Linked DNA regions of Mus musculus: region 2 is linked to region 1. A link is a loop called in an ENCODE intact Hi-C map of the cell type or tissue named here. Cell type or tissue: heart. All regions are shown on one strand. Links, peaks and the distances in the headings refer to the core of each region. The heading gives the core; the rest is flanking DNA.

Region 1 (8,382 bases), core at 115-8,114:
TTTTTTAATGATCCCTGGTAGCATTTCATTGCAAGCAATCTTCGGGGTGGGGGAAGGAAGGCGCTGTATAATAAACTGGCTCTCTCTAGTGTCTCTCGGCTTTGAAACACATTCTGAGTACACTTATGTGACCCTTAGCAAGCTAAATCTTTTTGATGCATGTAATAAAATGTTGTTTGGGGCAATAGCTGATTTCCAAAATTATATTAGGCATAACACAAGGCTTTTGTGGCAAATTGTCTCCCTATTTTTTTTTTCTTGCTTCAGCTCACAAATGGGATTGGGAAGGTGTTGGAGTGTTTTATTATTGTGTCTCACATCAGGTATAAATAGAGAATACACCGCACCGTAATCTATCTGTACGTAGCTGATAGCACATGAAATAGTAAAGCTGGTAAGACTGCCGGGGTCCGGAAAATTGCTTGAAAATCCCTTGTCACGTGTTCCTGGCAGCGGCCTCTCTTCTCCGGTCTCCAGCTGTCCAGCGGGGTGTGCCAAGTCACAGCAGGACCTGAGGACTGTTTGCATTGCAGTGGCACCGAGCTTTGTTGGGTTGTTCTCTGTACACTGTGCGCTTGCAGACAAGTAGGCTTTCGGAGACTCAGCAGGAGCCTGCCAGGGTTTGTGCTGAGGTGGTTAGCTGGTGGGCAAATTGCTATTATTCAGAACTGCATGGCAGAGGAGAATGGATTGCACTACGTTTTCTAGCCCGTAATGCTGACCAATGGCGGACCTGCGTTGCAGCTAACCTTTCTTTCTGACTCTTATCTGAGATGTAGATTCGGCTCTTTCTCAGAAGGGAAAAGAAGCCTCTTAGATTGTTTCCTCCAACCTCCAGCTGCATTTTCCCAATCTACTCTCCATTTTGACTCAGCAACACTCCTTCTACGCGCCCCCCCCCCCCACCATCTCCCAAGATAACACGGGTTTAGCATTCTGCTTTTAGGGAAAAAATATTTGGTGCTTCAGCTGTTCTGGTGAATGTAGACTACTGACTAATGGGTAGTTATTCCACTTTATTGCTTTCTACAGGCAAAACTCAAACAAAAGGAATTGGATTTTGCTAATAGCCGTGAACAGCTCTGGCACTAGCTGACATTAGTAAGGATAATCATAGTGCCACACAGGAGCCGGACCAGTCGCTTTTCAAAGCACTTTCACACATGTCATCGTGCTTGATCCTCGTGTATGGCCCTGGCAGGGAGGGGTCACAGTGCTCATGCCATAGCTGAGGCGAACCGAAGAAGAAAGGGGTTACAGGACGAGCCTGTGGCAGAAGTGCCATCATTCTGTCCGTTAAACTTTTGGTCTTTTAGTCCTTTTATTTTAGTCTATTTGTAAAATAATCTCTCTTTCTTATGAAAGTTTACAGGAACATTGACAGTTCAGGGTCCTCCTCCTGACACTTTTAGAGCTGTGTAAAAAAGCAAAGAGGCTAGAATGTGTGTGGCAACTGGATGGTGTATCTGACTTCCATGAGAGGCTTAGCTGTCTCCGCGTGTACCTTCCAGGAATGTTCTTTGCTGGGCATTCCTGCAGGGCCCATGGAGATGCTTCAGGATGCTGTCCTGTGCTCTGTTTTAGAGTCATCTGCCAACTCCTGCAGTTGAAGATGGTGCCTGGATGTCAAGAAGATCGCTTAAAAACAAAACAAAAACCCCATTCAGGAAAGGTACTGACAGAGGCCTTGGAGAAGGCAGGATAGAACTCAAGAGTTTTCTTCTATGGTGTCAACACCACTAACTTAGTGGCTTTCTGACCACTGAAAAATTCTCCCCAACCTATTTTATGTCAAGAATGCATTGATCTGTGCTGTGTCTATTAGGGAGCCTTAGAGAGGGAAAGATGAGGGAGAGCTCACACCTCACGGGACCATGGCCACCCTCCCTGCAAGCCTCAACCTTGTGAATGGCACTTGCATAGAGTAGGACAAAAGTATTGTTTTCTTCTGTTTCAAATAGGACTAGGAAGTAATCACGAATAAATTACACGTGCTTGTAGGAGAGGCTGGCGTATGTGCCAAGAGGAAAGTGACCACAGTGCGTGAACAGGAATATGCATTTTGTATTGTTGCTTCCGGGTGTTAGAGCTGTGTCCTCTGTGCCCAGCCTTTCTGCCCTCTTCTTGAGCCTCTGCTGAAGGAAGGCATGCGGTTGTTGTGTTCTGAGCTGGAGAGAGGAGAGGAGAGGAGAGAAGATGAGAGGAAACAGGAGGGGAGGGGGAAGGAAGAAGGAGATTTGAAGAGAAAGCAGGCAAACTAGTTATTTAATTTGAAAAGCAGAATCTCGGCATAGAAAGCATTTATATAACCAACAGGAAAGATGACCAAGAGTTGACTGTTTTGGCACATGTTTTGTCGAGGTATTTCTTCCTTATTAGTATGTCTAACACATAATAATATGCTGGTTAAAGGACGTGGACATTTCCCGTGTTGTCATGAAGACACTTTCTATCTGGCGGTGAGCTTTACTGTTTGAAAGCGCTGTGGTCGGGGTCGGGGTACTAATGTTTTTATAGCAAATGTTTGAAATAAGAAGCGATCATGTCTGTGTGCTATTACCATTTCAAAAATCATTTTAAGGATAGATGTGGAAAACAAAGAAGAAAAACATGGACAGTATTTACAAAACAGCGTCCTCAGACAACCCTTTCTCCCAAGATGAATGGCTGGGCACACACTTGGCACCATACATCACTTTTTATATTATAATTATAATCGAGACAGCTGCTTCCTCTTCTAATGTGTCAAACTAACTTCAACATCTGCATCAGAGAACACACCTAAGTGCTGAAGAGGTAATTGTGGCTTTATCATAAGTTAAATTTCCTTTATAATTTGAAACAAGAATTTTGTTTTTGACATCCAAAGGCTTTTTTTCAAACAAGTCATTTTCTTAAAATGTAAATTAAGCAGGGTATCTTTTAAGGGCCCAGACATGCTCAGTCATTTACAAAACTCTTATCAGAAAAATTAATTATTTTTAAAGTTGGGCCAATCAAGTTCATATTTCACTACAGATCTTGGAGATATTGGACCTTGGCTGATGTCTGGGTATATTTTCACCCATATCCCCATTCACAGCCTGCATGGTTCACTTATCCTTATTGTTTATTGAAAGTGGACTGCCCTTAAGTCATAGGGGTCACATATTGCTTTTTTTTCTTGTTGTTTGTACTATCTTCTTGTTTAGTAATGTCTTCATACAAACACAAAGCACAGAAGCCCGCACACGTTTGCTTCCACAAACGGATTGATCAGTGTGCAAAAAGTGCCAGTGCATCTCTCTGCTCTACTGGAACCCAAAGGAGCCAAGCTGAAGCTATTCCACTTATGCCGTGATTCACTGCATCGGGTTACGAAGTCACTGTCCACCTGTCACCAATAGGGGTCTCCAGTGTACCACAGAACTCGCTGTATTCCTCCCGTATGATTATTTACAGTATGCAATACACGGAGACAGAACCAAAGGGGCAGAACAGATTTATATGGGCCGGGACTGATCTTGGATTTACTCAAGGAGTGAAAGGGTGACGTCACAAGTTAGAAGTGATGAGGTGAAGCAAAGGCACATCTAGGTTTGGTGTGAGAACACACCTTTAACCCAATGGTGCAGCCACACTCTTTCTGTGCCCTGGCTGGGAGAAAAGCCAGTGGCATTCGCAGACAGCTAAATGTGTGTCTTTGCTTAAAGGGAGCAACTAGAAAGAGGAGTGAGTGAATTTTTCTGTCCTTCCTAGACTTTTGAGAATGGTTTAAACCATCATACCTGAAAATAATTTGTAATTGTTTTTTTTATGAAGTTATATATTTTTGAGGGAAATTTGCTTATGCGCTGACATTTCTTCCCACTGTTCCAGGTAATGCAATAAGAAACTCTAGAAAAGAGACAGTTATGATTTATCAAACTGAAGTTTAGGTCATGTTTATAAAGATCAACATAGATTCGCAATATATGAGGTATGTCATAACACACTTTTTATTTGAACCCCATGACATTCCTCTAGTCCATCCACTGTAGGAAAAATAATTTTTCAAACCCTTAGGTAACACCTGAGGACATTTCTGGAGTTTTAGGGCAGATTAATTTGCACAGAAAGGGAAACCAATGTCTGCAATGCCTTTTCATTATTTATTTGCTCCACAAATATTTACGTGATGCCTTAAGAAGTTGCTTACTGCCTAAAGGAAAACAGCTGTTGTTAGGGAGGGGAGGCTGGTAAATGGATTAAAAAATTGTAATGGGAAACAGACTGGAGTGGGAGCTGGCACTCAGGCAAAAGTAAGATTCTGTGAGGAGTAGATTAAGACACCAATTCTGAGGCAGGGGGTTGAGTGTGATCAGACACCAACCACATAGGCCTTTGGGGTGAGTCGTGAATGAATCCAGGATTGTGAATGCCTAGTGGTGCTGAGTAGAAGCTTGTGTCGTGGTGAAGACTTGGAGGCTGCTTATGGAATGACAGGCTATGGACAGAAATGGGGTGAGGTCTGTAAGCTGTGCTGGCTCATTCTTCAATAGAAAGGATGAAATGTGGAGACTAAAGACTGTTGTGATTAAGGCAGATTGAATTTAGTCATGAGGTGCTAAAAGGAAAGGAAGCCAAAAACAAACTACTAACTTCTAGAAATGGGCCAACCAGACCCACTGGGATTGTCAAGATGTCCTCATTAGGAGAAGCCATGTGGCTGTGTAAGAACACATTTAATAAAAATTCATGTGACCAACCTGTCCACTGTGGTGATTTCAGCTTTCACATGTAGGTAGGGACATCCCATTCCCCTTGGGCTCAGGAACAGGACAGTGCTTGCAGCCTTTCAGTGAGTCTAACAGTGAGAGAAATTTCAAGTCAACCTCTTCCATGTTCCCTGGAGTAATTCCTTGCCTATGAGAACTTGTGTTTGAAGAAGTTAAGCTGTCCATGAGCTAGCTCCTAAGGATCTTTTGGATCAAAGTGTGTGAGAAGACACATTCAGGCATGTGCCACAAGACAAAGGAATTTGGATGAGTTCTTGCAGTACAAGAAACACCGTTAATGGCACAAGAAGGGATCTAATGGTGTGAGAAAGATTTAACATGATCATGGAAAAGACCTGACCAAATGAAGCCTGATTCAACATTCAGAAAAAATAACACTGGCAAGATGTGAAAACAAGATTATGATATTACAGAAAAAATTTATGGAAGAGTCTAAGTATTCAGAGATCAACTGAAGAGACAACAAAAGTCATGGAAGAGTCTAAGGGTTCATTCATCAACTTGAATAAACACAACAGAAGTGTGCTTGGGCATAGCTGTCATTTCATACGTAACTTTCTTTCCGAGAATCTTTTGATTCAGTCAAAATCTAGTTGATTTACACAGGAAAATGGTGGGCATGGGCTGATGACTTCTAACTTGGGGGATTATAGAAGGCTTCCTAGTAGAGGCAATACTTGGGCCCCTACCATAAATGGTGAATTGTAGTTGAATTTTTACTTATTTATTTCAATATCTGTGTGGGGCTGGGTGGGTGTGAGTGCGGGTGTGTGAACGTGAATCTGTTCTCTTCTTACCTCTTTGTGGATCCTAGAGGTGGGACTTGGATGGTCCTGGCAACAAGCACTATTACCTGGTACACCATTTGCTGGTCCTGAATTTCGGTTTTGTAGGTAGAGAGTGAAAAAGGAACACTTTGACTTAGAGGGTTGGTTTATCAAAAGATAATCAGAACCATGGAGACTCCGTGGTATTGGCAGGGTTTTCGGGGTCAGAGAAAACTGACTTGGGTAGATAGATAGATAACACCAGAAAAGACAAGTCCAACACCACAGTGGCCAGGTGCCTGCTATTATTCTGTGACATCTCGAGATTCCTGTGGACTCAGATGATGAAAGACATCACAAAAAAATGGCAAAGGGAACTAATAAATGGAACCCAAAATCTATTAACCTTTCAAGTTGTAAAATTGGCAAGTGAAATTGGAACAGCCCTAAAAGGGGACACAGGGCATTTAGTGTATGTGGGAAAAGAAACGTCAAAGGGAATTTTGTAAATGGAGCATTGTGCATACAAGACAGGAAGTGATCAAGAATTATAAGGTAGAATGTGAATCAAGAATATGTTATATCAGTTCTAATGGGTGTAATTTGGAACGTTGGGGCCAAATATGAGAGAGATTTGGAAAAAGACTTTCTTTATAGCAACTCCAATTTCTTTACTTTTAGGTACAACAAAGGCAAACTGTTCACAACTCTTAGGTAAACATTTCCCTAGGAAGCATGGCTCTAGAGCTAAAGTCGCAATTCAACTGGTTTTGGTCACCATGGACCGTGAGCATTCTGGCTTATTTTGAACATTCATTATTGTGTTTCATTTGGGGTTGGGAACTGAAGGACAGAAAAAACATGGTGTGCTCGACTGAGCTATCATTGTAGACAAAGTATATTATGAAAAATAATTTAAAGCATGGAAGATAGGCCCTCTGGAAGAACATCATAGTCTTTATGATGAAAGGACCCAGAGGAAAGAGAATCTGAGACATTCTGATGCCACTCTTTGGGAAGGTGTTTGAGGAAGCCAGGGACTAATTTCCCTTTGGTTTGTAATTGGTTAGATTTGGACTAGAAATATCTTCAAATTGCTGAATTACAGATACTGGGGCTCCTTTAAAGGATGATGCTTTGGCTGGTCAAGATAGATCTTAGTCATAAGATACTCTGGACCCAGGATATCACCTGGGCGTTAGACTGCATCACCTCAGCCTTGTCTGTTCCTCATGGGAACTTTGTGCCTCTCTGAGCAGTCACTTGACGTGTGTGTGTGTATATATATATGTATATATATGTATGTATATATATATACACACACACACATTAGTAGGATGGAGATGAAAAAGATGTAACATCTTAGAGGATTTTGTGGGGTTAAATATATCAACTAAGTGAAAGTACTCAGCTAATTCTGGAACGCAGTTGTGTAAATGCTTCCTAATGATTACCTCTTATTACTATGACTGGAGCATAATTGGCGCTCATTGAATATCTATTGATTGATTAGCATGGCTAGTACTTCCAGCTTTCTAGATGTTGCAAAAGAAAGCAACCTTCGCCTTCTCTCTGTAGTTAGAGCCTTGCTTGAATTATACACTATGCCAGCATCTAGCCTTTCTTAAACAGGCCTATCATAGATTTGCACAAAGAGATGAAAATAAATAACAGGATGTGGTGACAGCTCAGAGTGGAAACAGATTCAGGTTCTGAAGGTACAGAATACGCTCTGAGGGGCCACTCTGTATTCTGATGACCAAACAAGCAAAGATACAGATGTCCCAAAGCTTAGGGAGCCCAGCTTCATGGTCTGGGACAATGCACAGTGGTTGATGAGTTAGTTCTAGAGGCTTCTGAATTTTAATGATGCTGGAGATGATATTGTGTGTCCTTCAGCTTGTTAGAGTGGCACCGGCACTCCATAAATCATAATACCTGTGTATTGTAAAATCAATAGCAAAGTGCTATTTCAGCGCTAACCCCTAATAAGTTTCTCCCTGCTCTGACGGCTTAAACTTCGCTGTAATGCCGCTGGACCTGTAGGTTAGGATCAAAACATGCTTAATTTATTTTGTAATAGAGACTTTTCACTAATGAAGGACCGATTAGTTAAGCTTTGGTTGCCACTCTAGTGATCAGTTGGCAGAACAGCCTCTGCAATTAAACTCGTGTATCTCTGTCCTGAAGCAAAAAAGCAGGCTTAAACAGTCAATAAATGTTAATCCAGTCGCAACCTGTCTCTGCCTTTGAAGACTGCCCATGAGGGCTCTCCCCCCACACCCTCACATCACATTTTTTCCCATCTTCTTTTAAATGCGGTGGTCCCCATGGAGTCGGGATGGGGCATACATGACCTCCCACAGTTCAGTAATAAGATCTGGCATGCTAACAACATTGTCTACAGATCTGTCATCTATAGGTCTGTCCATCTTTCCCCTCCCTCACCTCCTTGGCTCTTTATCCAAGGTTGAGGAATAAATGAACAACCAAGCACACGGGTCTCTGGATGAAACTGGGGACATAAGTTGTGTGTTGCTGGGACACTCTGTGGCCTCTTGTGGTCCCACTGCACTCAGCTGTGGAGGGCAAGTCCGGGAGAGCCTTCAGTGACTTTATTGTCTTGAATGTGGGTTGTCATCATCGCTGTTGAGCGCTGGCAAGAAAGCCCTCACAGCAGAGCCAGCAACCAAGGAATTTTTCAGAGTAATTCTCAAGTTGAAAAGGCAGGTGGGGGACGAACAGGAAAAGTAAGGAGAAAAACCCTTCTTGATTCAAAACTATTTAATAACATCCAAATTCACTGTGTCTTCAGATAATCTTCCAGGTATCTCCCCGCACCATGTATGTGAGAGAGA
Region 2 (8,382 bases), core at 144-8,143, 180 kb after region 1:
TGCTTGGGCAGCTAAGCAATTCAGAAATGCAAATCTCTGAAGCACTCTTCTGACTAGATAAAAAGGACAAATCCCTTTTGGCAACAGACTGGATGTCCTCTTAATGTCGCAGGAAAACAACCGAACCAGGGAAGGAACACATTTCAGAGGCAGTGATTTGGGATTGGTGGGTCACCAGAAAAAAACATTTTTCCCCCCTTTGGTTTTATTCCATTAGCACTGGTGGAATTGATCTCCAATCCAGCCTTGGGCTTCACTGGTTGTCAGGCAGAGCTGTTTGCCCCAGGGTGCAAGGATACCGCCAATCTTACACCAACAATGTTGCGCACTGTTCGCTTGCTTGTTGACATGTGTATAAGCACACATCTCTCCCTTTAAAACACAGCAGAGCTCTCAGCCCCATTTTGACATCACCTTGTTCTTGCTGTGAGTAGATTGGCTGATAATACATTCGTGGAGGAAGTGAGACTGATTAGGAGCCTAAACACGAGTCCTCACAAAAGATATGTGTGTGTGTGTTGCATATATAATATGTATGATTATATACACGTCACATTTCTGCAAGCTATTTGCAAGTGGATACCCCAACGCTGTTTTAATGACTTTAACAGAAAATACACTTCACTGGCCAGATTCCTTTGATTGATAGATAGGGTTAGTATTTTCTTTGTTTTATGGGTGGCACAAATTTGAAGAATTTTTTAAAAAAGCATAGTAATAAGTCACTCTATTCCTGTTGATCCTGATAAAGCCATAATGAAAACTTACTTTTAGATGATGCACATGGAGGCCAAATACTTCCTCCAAACACAGCAGCAGCCCCCGGGGCTGGGTCACTAGACTGCAGGAGGACACCACTCTTTGGGGTTCTGCATGTGATTGATGTATTGTGCTTATGGGAGAGAGTGTTCTTAAGAGATAGACGGAAGCACCTAGGGCTGAGTGCTCATAATATCTACAACTATATAACTCACCAATCAAAAAATAATGACTGTATACGGAAGAGAGCAAATGCAGCAGACTGCTCACAGCTGACACACGAACCTGAACATCATATTTCTTTCTTATATCATTTTGGCAACTTCTCAGTAGATTTGAAATCTTTCAGAATAAAACCTAGGAAATAAATTAGGTTCTGTAGATAGTAATGTAGAATTTTTTTTCTTAAAAAAATTACTGCCTGAAAGCTTTCTTTGGATTACCATTCTTTGCTTAATTTGAACATATGCCCAATTTTGAATAAGAGAAACAATTGAAAGTATTATTTAAATAATTGAATTTAAAAGTGACCACAGTGAGGGGGAATACCCATTCAGAGGGAGCAGTGCAGGAGAAACAAAGGCAACCAGAGGGCTTCGATAGAAGAGAGAAGAGCGTGGCTGACTGGAGGAGACAGCCACACACCTCATATAGCCTGTGACAAGGCATCCTTAGGAGCAGCAAGGGCCATGCGCAAAGGTAGGGAGATGATGGGACAGGGGCCTCGCAGGAGACGGATGATGGCAGGAATCACCTTCTTCCTACAGCAGAATCATGGTAGAAATGTCAGCATGTGTTTTCTTTAGTAGAAGCACTTGGGTGGGACCCAGCACCACTCTGCAGGAATGTCCCTCGTAACCAGTTCAGGGTCAGGAGGGGATGAATCCGATTCTATTAGAATGTGATTGGATAGTGGTTTGTGGAGCTGGGGTGGTTTTGTGTGTGTGTGTGTGTGTGTGTGTGTGTGTGTGTGTGTGTGTATGTGTGTGCGTGTGTGTGTGTGTGCGTGTGTGTGTTAGTGTGTATGTGTTGGGGGGGTTCACCTTTTGAAATGATTGTATCTTTGTGGCTTTGAGGTGTTTCAAATGTTTTAACCATGAATACTAAAAAAAAATCATAAAATAGAAAATGATTTATTTGCTTTCATGAATGTCTGTAAACAGTATTTTAACTGATCCTTGTGAAGTGAAGAAAATAATGTTGGTGGCACAGTTACCTGGCCTTGGCTGCCAGCCTAGAGTGTACTGTGAGTAACCCGCTACCCACAATAGAGGTCTAGATCCAGAACCCAGGGAATGAAAGGCACGAGAGCAGAGGAACATCTGGGAGCAAAATAGGCCAGATGTGGGTAGTTCCAGTCCACACCATGGTCTTACCAGCTGGTAGGTCACAGCAGTAAGCCACCCCAGTAAAAGAAGCGTTGGGGTTCTCTGACCTTGTCACTTCCTAAGCACCAGAGCTCAGACATGTCCATGGATAGATTCTAACACAGCCAAGTGAGGGATACTTTCCTTGTCTCAAAGTAAACTGAGGTGGGAGGAAATTTAAGGATGCTGTTTGCCTTTGTCTTGATTTAGTTATGAAATAAGTTAGAGCCTCAAAGGGTCTTTTACTGCCTTTTTGCTGTAAAGGCCAAGGATTCAATGTTAAAGAGAAGATGCAGAGAGTCTCTGCCTCCCCCACCCCTCTCTCCTCATCAACCCTGTGATGGGCCCAACATCTGGGGGTTTCCTCCCTTCATTGTGGCCCTTGGTATTCATCTAAATCTGATTATATTTATGGAAAATGTTGAGGGGTATAACTTGTTCTGGACCCTGCAAATGTCCTGATAAAACCCTGGGCTTGGACGTTTGAGCTGTCTGCCCACTGCTCCACTCTCTGTACTTTTCTCCTACAGAGCTCAGGACATTGGCTTCTTTGATGTGGTGATGTTTCACATGGCGAATTCAGTATGAAGGAGACAGTGGGGTTTCCGTGTGGGCTCGGAGGGAAAGGCCAGATGACTAATAGGAAAGCTTAGCCTGAGAACTGACCACAGCATGCTGAAAGTGATGTCCTAGGGAAATCATGTTTGTTCTTTTAAATATGGCAACTATTCAACCCAAGACAGCAAATGAGGGGGCCTGCTCCTTCACACAAGGGGAGCTTTGCTTGGTTCACACTGTGAGGTAAATGCATGTAGAATATTGCCGATTCGAGCTAAATAGCTGCCTCATTAAGGTTATTTGGTATTTTACTTGAGACCTGAATTTCTCAGGAAAGCATAGCAGAGGGGGAAGTACAGCCAGTTGCCTGGAATAAGGAGGTGTCGCCTCTCCCATGTGCCCTGGTTTGGGCTGTTTCATCTACAGTGCCATGCAAGGTATATTCCTATAAATATCTAATGGAGTGGTCAAGTATATTCACATGTGTAGGTTTTCAATGTTGAGTTAAAGCTACATGCATGTGAACACCTAGAACATGTTTTCATCCTAATGAATATAATCATCGGAACCAGAATTATGACACAGAGGAGCCTAAGGATGAAGGAGAAAGCAGGCGTGGCCATGGATAGCTATACACCCAACACAAAAATCCCAAGAGCACGTAAAAAATGATGTTTCTTTGTGATTCTTTTTGTACTCAGCCATGAACTTTGGAGTTGTGATATATCCCCAATGGCATGAGTGCAGGAAAGTTGACCCTGCCTCATGTCTGCTGTGTGAAGCAGCCTGGGAGAGATGCCCTCTTCTCCTCACCCCTTGCCATCTGTGGCAGGCAGGAGAGCTGGCCCTGAAGTCATAAGAGCAGGAGAGCTGTCCTTTCTCCTTGCTGGCTGAGGCATTGGGTGAGCTAGTTGGGGCAGTGCTGGAGAGCTCCCTCTGGTGGTGTGGATTTAGGAGAGCTTGTGGGCTGACCAACTCACCTACCACCCAAGCCCAGATCAGAGGCTTTGAGTTGACGCACACTAACATCTACCCCATCTATGAACTGCTGGAGCATGTTAAGGAGCCAGCTCTGCAGATCCAAAGCTGCAGGATCTCCATGACACAACGCAACAACTGAATATCTGAGAAGAGTCCCAGTGAGGACCGAATATTGATAGCATAGAAGAATCCAGAGGCCTCCCACCAGACCAATGACTCATTGCAACGAACATTTGCAAGTAAAGATGTGTGGATAGAAGGGTAGACTGTGTGACACATTGTGACACACTGCAGCTTCCATGACAAGATTTTTGTTGTTTGGTTTTGTTGTTGTTATTTTATTTTATTGGTGTGGGGGTGTGTGCAAAAGTAGAGGGGGGATACGAAGGGGCTGGGGAGATGAGTGAAATTGTGTTACATGATATAAAATTCACAAATAACCAATAAAAATAAAAAGCAAGCAAACATAAAAACTCAAAACAAAACAAACAAACAAAAAACCTCTCTCAGTCAAGTGATGGTGGTGTACACCTTTAATCCCAGCACTCTGTGAATTGGATGCCAGCCTAGTCTACAGATTGAGATTTTGGACAGCCAAGTCTATACAGGGGAACCCTGTCTTGAAAAACCAAAGATTAAATGAAACCAAACCAAATGAAAACAAACCAAAACAAACCAAAACAAACAACAAAACACACCAAAAAGCAAATCAAATCCCCTCTCAGTAAGTTAAGAGACTGAGGAAGTGCGTGCTACTATTAGAGGACACACATGACAAATCCACAGCTAATATCAGAACAAACAGAGAAGGGTGGAAAGCTGTCTCCTCGCTACTGGATTAAGACAAGAGGTCATCATTTCATGGTCCCAGGGATACTAGCCAGAACATTTATGCAAGAAAATGAAAGACTCTCCAAACTAGAGAAGAGAGATCCAAATTGTCTGTTTGTAGAAAACATGATTATATAGCTACATAAAATCTACAGACTTTACTCCCCCAAACCATTAGGATTAATGAACTCAGTAATGTTTCAGAATACAAATCCAGAATACAGATGCCAGTTGTATTTTTCATATGACAGTAACAGACTGTCTGAACAAGATATTAAGAAAGCAATCCTTTTTTGCAATAGCTCAAAAACGTTATAAACCACCTCTGGAGGTGCCAATTCCATTTTTGCAGTCACTGAACATGCATCTTTTGTCTCTGTCCTCACAGAAACTAAGGACAGCAGCCCTGTGCTCAGTATCTACCAGCACATAGCAGACACTTCAGTCTTTGTGTGTAGAAATGGTTAGTCTGAAGCAGGGGCAGTGGCTCTCATGCTTTTAGAATCCCTTTCAGGAAGGTAGCAGTACCCTATTGGCATGTTGACTTCAGTAGGTCTGGGGTAGGACAGATCATCTGCCTGTCTTACAAGGTCATCAGGTGAGCTGATGCACAGAGCTTAGGTACTGTATTGGTGAGCCATTGAAGGAGGTCATGCTGCTAAAACAAAAAGATGCCTAAATCTCGAGGGCTCATAATCCCATCTGTATCTCATGTCTGCTAGTTGGGCAACTACAGTTCTGCTCCATCTCATTTCTTGACAAAGCCCCAGCATCACTGATAAGCCTGTAACTGAAACATTGCCTATCTTGTGGCAGAGGAAGACAGGAAATATGGGAAATTGCTGCTTGACTTGCATTTCACTGGCTATAGCAAATCACGTGGCCAGACTTAATGTTGGTATCAAATGAGAGGTCAATGATTTTTGTGATTGATTATATAGCCCTCCACCCATGCCTATTTCCATTTATCTCCTTTGAGTAAATAGTCTTCAGGTTTTAAGTGACCATCTAGATACATAGAATAAAGACCCATTTCCCAAACTACCCTGCAGCTAGACATGGCCATGCAAATACATTCTGGTAATGAAATGAAAGAGCTGCACATGTTCACCATTTCTCACTTAGAAAGCAAAGAACAACAACAACAAAACCCTTTTTTTTTCTCCATCCTATTGCCTAGCATGCAGAATCCAACACTTCCAAGCGTGAGGTGGTGGAGGCAAGAGCTCTCAGGAACTAGAGAAGGCATGTAGAACACTCTACCCACCCCAGACCACCCACCTGCATTTTTATACGTGAGAGGAAGAACGTTCCATTTTGACTAATCTCTGTTAGGGTTGTCCACTGTCACTCTCATCGGAATGTAATGCTAATGTGCCAACAAAAAGGATCCCTTTTGAAGTCCACTCATTCCTGTCCACAGCTTCTTGTGTTCCATTCACCTTCCAGCCATTTTCCATGCTTCTAAACCATTTCTTCCCCTCACTGCCCTTTTCTCCATCCTAACAATCCAACGAGCTTGTTCTTTCCAGTTGTGTAAGCTATATGGTAGACACACAGTCTGAGGGCAGAGGGCGTGACAAAGTAGAAGCTTACATGGCTGGAACTTTCCAGCAAGTTTTCAGCAGCTTCTGAAATGGGATTATTGTTCTTGCACACCAACAATGCTCCTTGCTGCCAAACCTTCCTCTGCAACACTGGGGCAGTCTTGACGTCTCACTTTAAAGTGGTTTGCATGCCACATGTGTCTCATCCAACCACATGGATAAATACTGTCATAAAGATGCCCAAGGTCTAGCTCTGCTCCTCCATCTTCATTTTTCGTCTTTCTTCCCCAGTCTGTTTCCACTTAGCCTGCTTTTGTCTTCTGTGGCTGCGTGTGTTTAGATCCTTCCACAGACAGAAGGAGTAGGTGAAGAATAGGAAAGAGAGGGGTAATAACACAAGCCAAAGGTTGATAGGGCAAAGCAGTAGACAAGCCCCAGGGTGGCTCTTCCTTTGTGAGACTTGGGAGGTAGAAAGACTTGGGTAGGCCTCAGAATATAGTCAGTGGGCCATTTGGTACATTCTACCACCACACAGGAACAAGTAACCCTTCAGTTACACAGGTGTGGTTAGTAATTCACCATTATACTGATTTTCAAGGTTATTTTCAAGAGCATTTTTCTTGTCTGATGAAGAAGATGGAGCTTTGCACATTGTATTGGCTAGTTTTATATCAACTAGACAAAATCTAGCATCATCAGAGAAAAAGAAGCCTTAATTGAGAAAATTTCTCCATAGGATTGGGCTGTAGGCAAGCCTGTAGGGTATTTTTTACATTAGTGATTCAAGTGGGAGAGGGGAAGAACCCAGTTCATTGTGGGTGGGTTCACCCCTGGGATGGAGAGGTTACATTCTTTTCTGCTTTCATGTCAAACAGGTGTGAGAATCATTGCATCCAATGATCTATAGACTCACAAAGTGTTGGCACATTAAAATCTCCAAGGATTTCTTAAATAAAGAAACTTGATTATTAATATATCTCCTGATTATACAACATCTTGTGAACTTGGTCTTGGAGCATAATTTGGGAAACTGTCTCAAAAGATTAAAAACTATTATTTAAAAAAACTTTACATCTTCTCGGCCTTTTGGGTAAGATGAAGTGTAAAAAAATCTTTATAAGGTTTTAATATTATCTATCTATCTATCTATCTATCTATCTATCTATCTATCTATCTATCATCTACCAATCATCTATCTATCTATCTATCTATCTATCTATCTATCTATCTATCTATCTATCATCTACCAATCATCTATCTATCTATCTATCTATCTATCTATTATCTATCTATTATCTATCTATCTATTTATTATCTATCTATCTGTTTATCTATCTGTCTGTAATCTATCTGTTCATCATCTATCTGTCTATATCTATCTATCATTTATCATCTGTCTGTCTAACATCTATCTACCTGTCTGTCTGTCTATCTATCTATCTATCTATCTATCTATCTATCTATCTATCTATCTATCTATCTATCTATCTATCTATTTATCTATGTCTATTATCTATCTATCTATCTATCTATCTATCTATCTATCTATCTATCTATCTATCTATCTATCTATCTGTCTATCTGTCTGTAATCTGTTTATCATCTATCTGTCTGTCTAACATCTATCTACCTGTCTATCTATCTGTCTGTCTGTCTGTCTGTCTGTCTGTCTGTCTGTCTGTCTGTCTATTGTCTATTGTCTATTATCTATCTATCTATCTATCTATCTATCTATCTATCTATCTATCTATCTATCTATCTATTATCTATCTCTCTATCTGTCTGTCTGTCTGACTGACTATATCTATCTGTCTATTATCTATCTATCTATCTATCTGTCTGTCTGTCTGTCTGTCTGTCTGTCTGTCTATTGTCTATTATCTATTATCTATCTATCTATCTATCTATCTATCTATCTATCTGTTTGTCTATCTATCTGGTGGTACACAGCATGATGAATAATGACTTGGTACATGTCTGCATTGTGAAATGATGATCACAAATCAATTTGTTCATTCTCATTCATTCTGTATTTCAGTCCCCTAGAACTTGTTTGTCTTCTAATTGCAAGTTTGAAGCTTTGATTGACAAGTCCCTATTCCCTTTCCCCTCGCCTACCTGTTTTGATGAGTGCCTTTTTCAGATTCTATGTACAAAGGAGATGATACAATGTTATTTCACTCAGCATTATCACATTATTTTGAGCAAGGGAAGTAGTGTAACCTATACTTTTGCATATATTCATGGCCTATCAGGATCTCAGTGGATCTGCATGAGAACGAAAGCAGAGCACAGCTTAGAATTGCTGCCAGTTCTACAAAACATAACTTTAGGGTTGC

Evidence for each region. Hi-C counts contacts between places; a loop is a spot of excess contacts. Peaks named below come from ENCODE experiments on the same cell type or tissue, not always from the same donor. Only the 100,000 strongest peaks of a DNase experiment are listed, where the experiment ranks them.
Region 2: it touches region 1 in a loop (12-fold over the local background); 12 of 42 quality-filtered maps call a loop at or near these places.

What each region holds. Positions count from the first base shown.
Region 1 is chr2:74,063,445-74,071,826 of GRCm38, forward strand. No RefSeq gene overlaps it. Among named protein-coding and RNA genes, the nearest start is that of Gm31472, 89 kb to the left of the region's middle. In heart, for the core only: a CTCF peak has its summit at 3,386; no DNase peak of the experiment used is centred there; H3K4me3 peaks cover 306 bases; H3K27me3 peaks cover 2,336 bases.
Region 2 is chr2:74,244,082-74,252,463 of GRCm38, forward strand. No RefSeq gene overlaps it. Among named protein-coding and RNA genes, the nearest start is that of Gm31731, 38 kb to the right of the region's middle. In heart, for the core only: a CTCF peak has its summit at 3,616 (motif pointing left); no DNase peak of the experiment used is centred there.